Linked DNA regions of Mus musculus: region 2 is linked to region 1. Evidence: chromatin contacts called from ENCODE Hi-C or POLR2A ChIA-PET data. All regions are on one chromosome and are shown on one strand. Each heading gives the region's core, a stretch centred on a gene start or an enhancer-like site at or near the end of the contact. The rest is flanking DNA. Distances are from core to core; before and after follow the strand shown. Region 1 has its middle 36 kb from the start of Sertad2. Region 2 holds the start of Sertad2 (SERTA domain containing 2).

Evidence for each region. A loop is a pair of places that touch in the nucleus more often than their neighbours do. ChIA-PET counts read pairs that join two places held with the same protein, here RNA polymerase II (POLR2A).
Region 2: a map of heart shows a loop between it and region 1 (4-fold over the local background). The contact joins the promoter of Sertad2 here to the enhancer-like site in region 1. A Hi-C loop is called at or near these places in 3 of 37 maps with a recorded cell type or tissue (all heart). POLR2A ChIA-PET finds 5 or more read pairs at or near these places in 3 of 5 experiments (Patski and embryonic stem cell).

The regions. Positions count from the first base shown.
Region 1 is chr11:20,593,364-20,598,907 of GRCm38, forward strand. It overlaps a transcript of Sertad2 not described here. Among named protein-coding and RNA genes, the nearest start is that of Sertad2, 36 kb to the right of the region's middle. Within about 2 kb of position 1,252, at least 2 of the 3 ENCODE cell types and tissues checked have a DNase peak (open chromatin) inside an H3K27ac peak, as active enhancers do; they include heart, where a contact is called at or near this core.
Region 2 is chr11:20,629,321-20,635,116 of GRCm38, forward strand. It overlaps Sertad2 (SERTA domain containing 2), which reads left to right and starts at 2,657. Exons shown (of 2, transcript NM_001038625.1): 1 at 2,657-2,953.

The sequences.
Region 1 (5,544 bases), core at 2-2,501:
GAAAAGGAGGAGGAGTGGATTGGGGGTGGGGGCAGGGGTGGAGATGCTGGGAGGAGAGGAGGAAAAGTGCACTTGGGATATAATGTATGAGAGAATAGTGATGATGATGAAGAAGGAAGAGGAGAAAGAGGAGAAGAAGAAAATTATGAAGACTATGTCCTCAGATTACACTGTCTTTAAGAAGTAGACTTCTCTCCTTGAGTATGTATTGGACTTTGTATCTGATGAGGAGCAGTTAAAGATCCTGGGACAGAGAGATGGGCCAGTGGCTAAGAGCACCTACAGCTGTTTCAGGGGAGTTCACTTGCTGGCACCCATGTTGGGTGGCAGCTCTGGAAGGGTCCAGGGGGACCTGATGCCTCTGGCTACCTTGGGCACTAGCACACACTCATGCACAGATACACATAAATAAAAATGAGAAAAACAAATCTTTTAAGAAAGGTGCCATAACTTCCAATTTGGCTGCTCCCTTTGGAGCCATTCATACTGGTGGAAGTTCCGTGCTTCTTGGTTTTGTGTAATGAATTTTCACATTTCTCAGGTCATTCTTATTATGTGTCTCACCCTTCCCACCCCTGCCACCTCTACCTTGCTGCACTAGTCTTGGATTTTTCTTCAAAGTACTAATCATCTTGTGGGGGTGGGGGGAGCTTTTTTTTTTTTTTTTTTTTTTTTTTTTGGTCAAGGCTTATTTGACTGATGGCATTGTTCAAATGAATTTTGTGAAATCTGTAAAAATTTCTAGTAAAATACCTTTCTTCATCCTGGGCCATAAATAGTGAGATTAACTTTAGCACTAATGTTGAACTAAGGAATTCATGTTATTGGAGTCCACAGAGAGTGACCATCACCCTTGCACCTTGCAGCTAAATGATGTAGAACATGTTTTTGTTGTAGTTTAGTAATTCTATGGAGACAGACAAAGGTTTACTCTTACTCGGTCACATTGCCTAAGAGGAGGGTGGGGAAGCTCAGCCTGTGCTGGTGTTGGAATGTGGGGGTGAATGTGGTAGGAATTGTCCCTTACACGACAAAGCTGTTCCTTTCCTAGAGACAGCTTGTGTCTCCTGTCCCTTCTGTGGCCCGTACATTTGCATTGCCAGTGACCTGCCTGCACGGTGGAGCTGATGGCACGTGCGCTGTGTGCTGTAAGCTGCACTTACGCTTTCTGCACTTAGCAGAATAATTGGAATATGGCTGGTATCGACAAACATTTGTCCACTGGATCAGCTAAACCACAACAGGGTCTCACCGCTTCCTCAGGGTAGTGGCAGGAAATTCCAAAGCAGGAGCCCAGAATAGGCCCTGGCAAAAGTTTCCACTGACGGGGGCCCTGATGGCCACCGTCTGAGCACGCCTGTTTCCCGTCCAGCACTTTGCACATGGCACAGAGGCTCCATGGGAGTCTGTGCCGTAGAGGTTCTTCTTTCCATGGCCTGAGGAAGGTGCAGGGCTGAAGGGCAGTCATTTGGAAAGAAACTGCACAGGTTAATGTTGGAAGGTACCGATTTTTACTTCTGAAAAGGGTAGGCATTTCTGTAACACACATACACTCGAGTGTGCACACAGACACACACACACACACACCCGTCCCCACTGCCCCCACTTTGGTTTCTTCCTATTACATCCTGTCTAAACACCAAGTGCAAAGATTTCAACCCTGCCAATGTGAAAACCTGCGAGTTGGATGAGTCATGGATGGATTGTACAGTATACAAATTCTTTCTCAATGGAATTATTTACAAATGCTTCTCTCTCACACACAGACACACCGAGAGAGACAGAGAGAGAGAACATACAAGCAAGCGAGCGAGCGAGCACTGGTCACTCTGTGTGTATGAGAGTTTGGAGGTAGGAATTGCAAGGAGACTGGCTGTTTTTGTTTATACTGCTCATGAATATTATAGCATTTTGTAAATCTCACAGATTTCATACTCTTCTTAATCAAAATACAGTAACATTGTTTGATTGAAGAGAGTATGAAATGTATATGATTGTATAATATAGACTATTACTTTGAAATGAAATCCTTGGTTCAAAGGATTAAAAAAAATTAATTATTTGAGCAACTTTCAAAGACCCGTTGCTAATATACAAACTGTAGGTATAAGCAAAGGCATTTTCTTTTTAAGATCACGGATACACTCTTAGTCATATCTACTTCACTTTCTCCCCTCACTCCCCTCCACTCTCCTCCCGACGTGTCACCTTCTCACCTTCATGTCTGTTCTTGTTCTTTGGGGTGGGGTTGAGGGTGAGGCAGACCACGGAGTCCGGCTAACGCAGCCTGCTAGATAGTGGCTAATCTTGTTGGCATGCTCTTCTGCGTGTCTTGTGCAGGCGATGGTGTTACGTTCAGAAGGCAACACTTTCCATCTCTAGCTCCTCTGTTCTTTCTGCCTCCGCTTTCAGGATGTCCCCGTGCCTTACAGGGGGTTGATACAGACGTTCTATTTAGAGCTGTCTCTAAATTTGACAGTCTTTTTTTTTTTTTTTTTTTTTTCCATTTTTTATTAGGTATTTAGCTCATTTACATTTCCAATGCTATACCAAAAGTCCCCCATACCCACCCACCCCCACTCCCCTACCTGCCCACTCCCCCTTTTTGGCCCTGGCGTTCCCCTGTTCTGGGGCATATAAAGTTTGTGTGTCCAATGGGCCTCTCTTTCCAGTGATGGCCGACTAGGCCATCTTTTGATACATATGCAGCTAGAGTCAAGAGCTCCGGGGTACTGGTTAGTTCATAATGTTGATCCACCTATAGGGTTGCAGATCCCTTTAGCTCCTTGGGTACTTTCTCTAGCTCCTCCATTGGGAGCCCTGTGATCCATCCATTAGCTGACTGTGGGCATCCACTTCTGTGTTTGCTAGGCCCCGGCATAGTCTCACAAGAGACAGCTACATCTGGGTCCTTTCGATAAAATCTTGCTAGTGTATGCAATGGTGTCAGCGTTTGGATGCTGATTATGGGGTGGATCCCTGGATAAGGCAGTCTCTACATGGTCCACCCTTTAATCTCAGCTCCAAACTTTGTCTCTGTAACTCCTTCCAAGGGTGATTTGTTCCCACTTCTAAGGAGGGGCATAGTGTCCACACTTCAGTCTTCATTTTTCTTGAGTTTCATGTCTTTAGGAAATTGTAACTTATATCTTGGGTATCCTAGGTTTTGGGCTAATATCCACTTATCAGTGAGTACATATTGTGTGAGTTCCTTTGTGAATGTGTTACCTCACTCAGGATGATGCCCTCCAGGTCCATCCATTTGGCTAGGAATTTCATAAATTCATTCTTTTTAATAGCTGAGTAGTACTCCAAAACCAAATTCTCACATTATCTCTCCACGAATCCAGCCCTTCAAAGGGTAATAACAGAAAAAAACCAATACAAGAACGGGAACAATGCCCTAGAAAAAACAAGAAGGTAATCCCTCAACAAACCTAAAAGAAGACAGCCACAAGAACAGAATGCCAACTTTAACAACAAAAATAACAGGAAGCAACAATTACTTTTCCTTAATATCTCTTAACATCAATGGTCTCAACTCCCCAATAAAAAGACATAGACTAACAAACTGGCTACACAAACAAGACCCAACATTTTGCTGTTTACAGGAGACACATCTCAGAGAAAAAGATAGACACTACCTCAGAATAAAAGGCTGGAAAACAATTTTCCAAGCAAATGGACTGAAGAAACAAGCTGGAGTAGCCATCCTAATATCTGATAAGATTGACTTCCAACCCAAAGTCATCAAAAAAGACAAGGAGGGGCACTTTGTTCTCATCAAAGGTAAAATCCTCCAAGAGGAACTCTCAATTCTGAATATCTATGCGCCAAATACAAGGGCAGCCACATTCATTAAAGAAACTTTAATAAAGCTCAAAGCACACATTGCACCTCACACAATAATAGTGGGAGACTTCAACACACCACTTTCACCAATGGACAGATCATGGAAACAGAAACTAAACAGGGACACACTGAAACTAACAGAAGTGATGAAACAAATGGATCTGACAGATATCTACAGAACATTTTATCCTAAAACAAAAGGATATACCTTCTTCTCAGCACCTCATGGTACCTTCTCCAAAATTGACCACATAATAGGTCACAAAACAGGCCTCAACAGATTCAAAAATATTGAAATTGTCCCATGTATCCTATCAGATCACCATGCACTAAGGCTGATCTTCAATAACAAAAAAAATAACAGAAAGCCAACACTCACGTGGAAACTGAACAACACTCTTCTCAATGATACCTTGGTCAAGGAAGGAATAAAGAAAGAAATTAAAGACTTTTTAGAGTTTAATGAAAATGAAGCCACAACGTACCCAAACCTTTGGGACACAATGAAAGCATTTCTAAGAGGGAAACTCATAGCTCTGAGTGCCTCCATGAAGAAACGGGAGAGAGCACATACTAGCAGCTTGACAACACATCTAAAAGCTCTAGAAAAAAAGGAAGCAAATTCACCCAAGAGGAGTAGACGGCAGGAAATAATCAAACTCAGGGGTGAAATCAACCAAGTGGAAACAAGAAGAACTATTCAAAGAATTAACCAAACGAGGAGTTGGTTCTTTGAGAAAATCAACAAGATAGATAAACCCTTAGCTAGACTCACTAGAGGGCACAGAGACAAAATCCTAATTAACAAAATCAGAACTGAAAAGGGAGACATAACAACAGATCCTGAAGAAATCCAAAACACCATCAGATCCTTCTACAAAAGGCTATACTCAACAAAACTGGAAAACCTAAATTTGACAGTCTTTTATTCTCAGTACTTTGACCAGTTGTGAGTCTCTGCATTACCTGCTGCTCACTACAGAAGCCGCGCAAGGCTGAGGTGTTTAGCATATTTAGATCACAAGTCTTACCTAGGAAAGCATAGTAACAAGCTCCCTCTCAGGGCTGTGACCTCTGGAGCCATGGCTTTTCACCAGGTTTACAACACTGGGCACCAGTTCCTTCCTGTGGAACAGGCCTCAAATCCAGTCAGAAAGCAGTTAGTTACCCTCCTAGCCTTCAGGCCACTATTGTACCATCTTGCCCATCTTGCATTGTATTACAGCATTCAGAATTCATCACTGCATAATAACAAAATGACTTTTCTATACCAGCAAATGGTATACAAAGCTATTATCACACTCTAGATAATGTATTATTCTTCAGAGACAGGATCTCACTGAGTAGTTCAGATGGGCCTTGAACTTCCAACCTTTCTGCCTCAAACACCTGAGCTATTTTCACACATAGACACATTACTTCTAAGTTTCCAATATTTATTTAAAAAAATTTTTAAACTCATTAAATGAAATGTATATATACCTTTCTAAAATAGTAATCTATTACCACTGATACTTATTTTTGTAAAATATTTGTGTTAGTATCTTTTGCTATGTAACAAATTAAACAATGACCATTTGTTATCTCAGTTTCCGAGAATCAAGAATTCAAGTCTGGGGCTGGAAAGATGGCTCAGGGGTTAAGAGTACTGACTGTTCTTCCAGAGGTCCTGAGATTGGTTCCCAGAACCCA
Region 2 (5,796 bases), core at 1,407-3,906, 37 kb after region 1:
TTTACTCCCTGCAGAGGTGGGAGGCGGGGGCGGGGCGGGTTGCGGGGGCAGGGGAAGGCCAACTTGGTCTACATAGTTCCAGGACAGATGGAGCTATGAAAAGAGAGCCTGTTTCAAAGTAAAAGCCTTCAGTCTTTGAGTATACCTCAAAAGTTCAGGGAAGGTGCCCTGAAGAGATGGTACCGCAGTTAAGAATACTTACTGCACTTGTAGAGGACCCCAGATTGGTTCCCACCACCACAGGCGCTCACAGTATTCTGTAACTCCTGTTCCAGAGGATCTAGCACCCTCTCTGGCCTCCATAGGACCAGAGCATGCACATGGTTCCCAGATACACCCTTACTCGTAAAGTTTTTGTTTTTGTTTTTAAGTACAGGGCGATCTTCCTTTATCTTTAAACGTCTCAGATTAGGCAGGATTGGCTAGATTGCTGTGCCTGGCGAGAAGGAGCAGGGAGACAGAAGTACCTGATGTTGGACCACACTGGCAGCTGTTGACGCTGCCACTTCACACTTTGACTAATTGGTCAGATATACCAGATTCTAGAAGTTGGTTAAGTGAAATTGTAACTCATGCACTGATAAGCCTCTAAGTCTTCAAAAATAGAACTGTGCGATATCTCACCCCAGAAGCAACTCTGGGCTGCTTTCCTCAGAACTCAGACTTTTAGGTAAGCATACATAGAACATAGACTTCAGACAACATGTGTTCGTTCTGTTGACACACTAAGATGTTATTTTAATTTTGGCTTTCCTTTTGTGCAGGAACACTGTATTTGGGTAGCCATTTGTTAAAAAATATCCAAGTGTCATAAAATTCTGTGTCTTTTTGCAAACTTCAATTCATGAATAACAGTTTCAATTCATTTTAAATTCAACAGAACTAAATACCTCTGGCCTCCCACAAAGACATCACAGGAAGATTATTGTAGCTACTATTTCAATGGCGGTTTCTTAAAGTGAGCACTCAAAGTCTAAGTGAGTGGGTAATTAGAGCCAGGAGGGGTTAGTGCTGTCTCCAAATGCAGAACTCTAGAAATGAAAACCATCTTGGCTCTCCAGCAAAATGTGTGAAAGTTTATGCCACTGAGCAAGACCTCATACTCTATGCGATGCCATTTTGTGCTATTATAATGACTTGCCAGAGAGATATACAATTAGCTGATATTGGTTATACCTCATGAAACATGTATATGAGATTTTGATAATGCCAAGGATTTGCTAAAAACAAACAGCAACAACAACAAAAACCTTTTTACTTCTCTAATTAATAAAACCTGACATTGTCTCCTTTACCGTTTAGCACACATCATAATAATAATTATTATAATTATTAGAGACACATTCTCACTATTTAGTCCTGGCTGGCCTACAACTGCCTATGTAGACCAGGCTGACCTTGAACTAAGAGAGATCTGCCTGCCTCTTCCTACCTAGTGTAGGGGTCCTACAACTGGTGATGGCTCATATTTAATTTTGATAGGATCATCAACTCGATTGATAACAAATCATTACAGAACAGTTTGAGTTGGAATAAATTTGTCTTGATGTTTAAGACCTTTATGTTAGGTCTTAAAGCTTTATTGTCCTTAAATACAACTAGTGTCATGGACCATTAAACAGCAAAGTGGTCTGAAGAGAAATTATTGATTGGAGTGGCAGCCAAAATTTTAAAGTGCCTGAATTTCTTTTGTAATATCTTTATGTAGAATGCATATGCCATTTTAAAGGTAATGATAAATGTTCCTGTTGAGCTGTCCCTGGCCTCTTAGTTCTCTTAAATTCGAACCACTTAGGCACATGCTAATACTAAGGACAATATAAAGCTCCTTGCTAAGTTTGAGTAGTTAAAAACATTAAGGATTTTTTGTTGTTTTGGGGTTTTTTGTTTTTTGTTTTTTAAATGGGAAAGATAAGGCTATCAGCGTGAAACTTGTGGGCAGAGGACCACGCCTCCAGTTCCCTGTGTTCTCCAAGCGTGGTCTCCCTCTGGTTGGCTGCATGGTCTCCATAAAGGATGCAACTCTGGTATGTCCGACCGACTCCAAAGGTACTAGTTGGTGACTCATTTCAACTTCTGTCGTCAGCTCCACACGGAGCCCTTGGCCCCTCCCCCCATTCCCATATCTCCGAGGGCCATTGGTGGACCCTATCCTCCCGCCAGCCGGCCCAAGTGGCCAAATAGCTCGGATGCCTGTCATATTTGTGGTCGCGCTCCTCTGCGGACTGTGCCAGCGCTGCCGTCTTTGTCATCACCCACTCTGTCATGTCTGTTTTCCAGTATGTGGGGGCCATTAGTGGTAGTAGTGGCGGTCCGGCTTGGGCGCTCCCATTTCTACCTCTCCTATTTAGCTTTCAGTCCACAGAAGAGGCTGCATAAGCTTGGTGTCTGTCCGCCGCTTCCTGAGAGTTCACCCTGAGGGAATCTGCATTTATGGCACTTGGGCGGGCCCGGGGCGGGCCCTGCGAAGCTGAGGCGGGTCCGGACCGGCTGGAGGCGGGGCCTACGGAGATCTGGACCTGAAGGCACGGGTGGGCGGGACCTATAGTAGGAGGTGGGAGGGGCAGGGTGGGGCCTATACTGCAGGGGCGGGGCTGGTGGGGCGGGGCCCGGCCAGGCAGGGGGTGGGGCCTACGGGGCCTGGCCGGAGCTCGCCAGAGGCTCGCAGGCGGACGTCACTCCCGCACGGCGAGTGCTGGAGCACGAGCTGTACCTCTCTCGGCCCGGGCGTCCACTCCGCCCGCCTCCTGCTTCCTCCAGGCTGCCCGCCGCCTCCACCATTGTATAATGTTCCCGACTCGCAAGCAGAGGACGCCGGAGTCGTAGCTCCGGCCTCGCCGAGCTCCCTGCTACCGTCGGCCCCGCGGCGGGGGCGCCCCGCATGGAGCGGGCATAGCTTGAGGGGTGGGCGGAAACCCCTCCGATGCGTTAGCTCCTGGTGGACCTGCTTGTGGTGAGTTCCGGGCCGAGCTGGAGGCTCCCCGGGGTTGGGCTCCGGCGGGCGAGGGGCGGTGCTGGGCTGGGCCAGGCGGGAGCCCAAGGCAGCGGAGGCCGGACCGGGCAGGTTGGGGAGCACCCGCTGGCCGCCTGGAGACCCCGACTGTCACGACCTGGGGCGGGGTCCGGGCGGCAGGGGCCCGGAGCTTTTGCCGTCACAGCTGGTGTGTGTGTGTGTGTGTGAGTGTGTGTGTGTGTGTGTGTGCGCGCGCGCGCGCGCTCGCTGTGGTGGCTCTGGTGCTGAGAACGTGCGAGACTTTTTTTTTTTTTTAAAGATTCCGGTTGCTGGCAGGGAGGCTGCTTCACTTTTGAGTTCCGTGTCTGGGTTTGCATCCAACTTGCTATATTGTGTTTCGAGAGTTTCCCGGTGGTTTTGCGTTAAAACAGTTCTCTTCACCCTCTTTTCTTCCGTGCCCAAGTGAATTGATTTTGGATCCAAATGTTTATTAAACTTAATGCCTTCCTGGTTTTTAAATTAGAAATCTACAAGTCATCTTGGTGTTAACCGCCTATGACGGGGCAGAGGGGGGGCGGTGCTGAGGGGAGCCAGCTGTCCCGACGCGTAGACTTTGTACCATTGACACTGGGCACTTCAGAGGACCATTGCGTCGAGAGAAAGTACTGAATTGTTCATATTTTTCTTAACTATAAATTGTCTTAGCTTTAGCCGGAATGGTAGCAAATCAGTAGAGTTGAAAATTGAATTGTAAGTTTCGCAAAGCAGTGAGACTGTTTTAGAATAACTTTTTGCTCGCATCTAGGTAGTTTCAGGAGTAGAAAGTCGGTTTTGCAGGCACTGAGTGGAGGGCAGTCAGCAGGGACAGACTCAGAAACGGCAGATTTTATTTAAGTAGAATCAGTCAAACCCTAGCTGGCTTTCAGGAACAGTCGTTGTTTTCAAGCTTTGTTCTTGAAACGTGCTTTTGAATTCCTAGTATTTGTTAAGAAGTGTTCAGAACCTATGGAAAAGGGCCTGGAGGTTGTAGTCACCAGTAGGATGGCCCAGGCCCTAACTGTTCAGAATTGCTTTTTGTAATTTTTGTGACTGGCAGGAATGAGGTGGGCCTGGGCTCCACTTAACCTCCTGGAAGGCTCCACACCAGAGAGCCCTGGGTCTGCTGCTGGGTTAGTTGCTTACCCAGTGGCTACTTCACCAGAGCCCTTTAATATCATAGTATCCCGATTTGAGGGTGAAGTTATTAAGATTTCAACTCTGGCATGAGCAAGAATAATTGTGGATCTTTACTTTCCTGATAATTTTATAAAAATTTCCTTTATTTGAAAATACACATTGCTGGCCTGGGTTGTGCTGGCATACACTTACAATCCTAGCACTAGTGGATCTGTAGGAACTCAAGACTAGCTTGGTCTACACAGTGAACTCAGGGCCATCCAGTGATTGTGTTCAGGTTAGGAAGGGTTTAAAATGATGTCTTTCCTCTCCTAATTAAAATACGTTCAACTGTTATGTATGCTTCGTGGACTTGGTAGCTCACCTTCCCTCCCTCTCCACCCAGGTCTGTTCCTTACTTTATTTCAACAGGTAGGGACTCACATTTTATAGTAACTCACTGTGTAGCAGGAGGTGTCCTAGGAATAGTTTTATTGTCATGCAAGTGTCACAGACTGGTAGGTAACAGCTGCTCAGGCCAGCTTCTGATAAAAGAACTGAGAAAAGAGTTAGACTCAGATTTAGAAACTCTCGCCCATTGCTGAGTTACCCTACATAACAGCTTTTTAAATTTAATTAAGGAACAGAAATAGAAATTTATCCAGTTACCACAACTAAACAAAGTGGACATGACAAACAAGCATAGTTTTTTTTGTTTGTTGTTTTTAAGTCACTTAAATTTACCAGTGATAGCTGACCCTTATTGGGGGGGAGGGCGCATTTTAAACAGTACTCCCATGGTAAAGTAAAAGTTACATAGCTCTAGCGTGCCTTACTTAAAATGTTCCACTCTAGAAACTAAGAACCGTAGTAAGATCTGCACCATTTTACAGCCTCCTTTTGCTGTGGTTTCTTATTAAAGAACAATAGGAAAAGCATGAGCAGTTAGTTTGGATTTCCAAGACAGGGTTTCTCTGTGTAGCCCTGGCGGTCCTGGAACTCACTCTGTAGGCCAGTCTGGCCTCGAACTCAGAGATTGGCCTGCCTCTGCCTCCCATGTGCTGGGATTAAGGGCACTGTTCAGCCAAAGTATGAGTTTTAATTTTATTCATGTTTTCAAAATGAAAATCACTTAGCCAAAATTATTTAGATAAGCCTGGTATTTAGAAGGGTGAACTTGAGTACACTTAGAGCATTTCCTACACTTAGCAGTTGTGGATGTTTTTATTTATTGTCTTTGCATATTGTATAGAGTGACAGTGCTAGTCAGTGAGGGGGGGAGGGATTGGTGGGGAGTTTCTGATTGTTTAGTCCAAAGGTCAGACCTATGCTGAAGATACCAGAGGCCCAGCTTCAGTTTAAGTGAGAACGGCTTGGTACTGAGAGCAGTGCCAGCCTTCACACACCTTCCTTTTATAGATTTATTTTTTAGTGTTATATTTCTGAGGGAGGGGATTCATGTGGCATTAGAGGACAACTTTGTGGAATCTGCTTTCCTTCCAGCTTTTACATGGGCTCTGGGGATTTGACTTGGTTCTCCATGCTTGAGTGGCAAGCACTGTTACTGTCTGAGCTATCTCTCAGGCCCCTTTTCTGACTGGAAACACACACATGAAATTTACAAGTGCTGTGGCCATTGTATGTGTACAAGTAATGCATTTTTCTACCTGCCACTAATAAGTACTAAT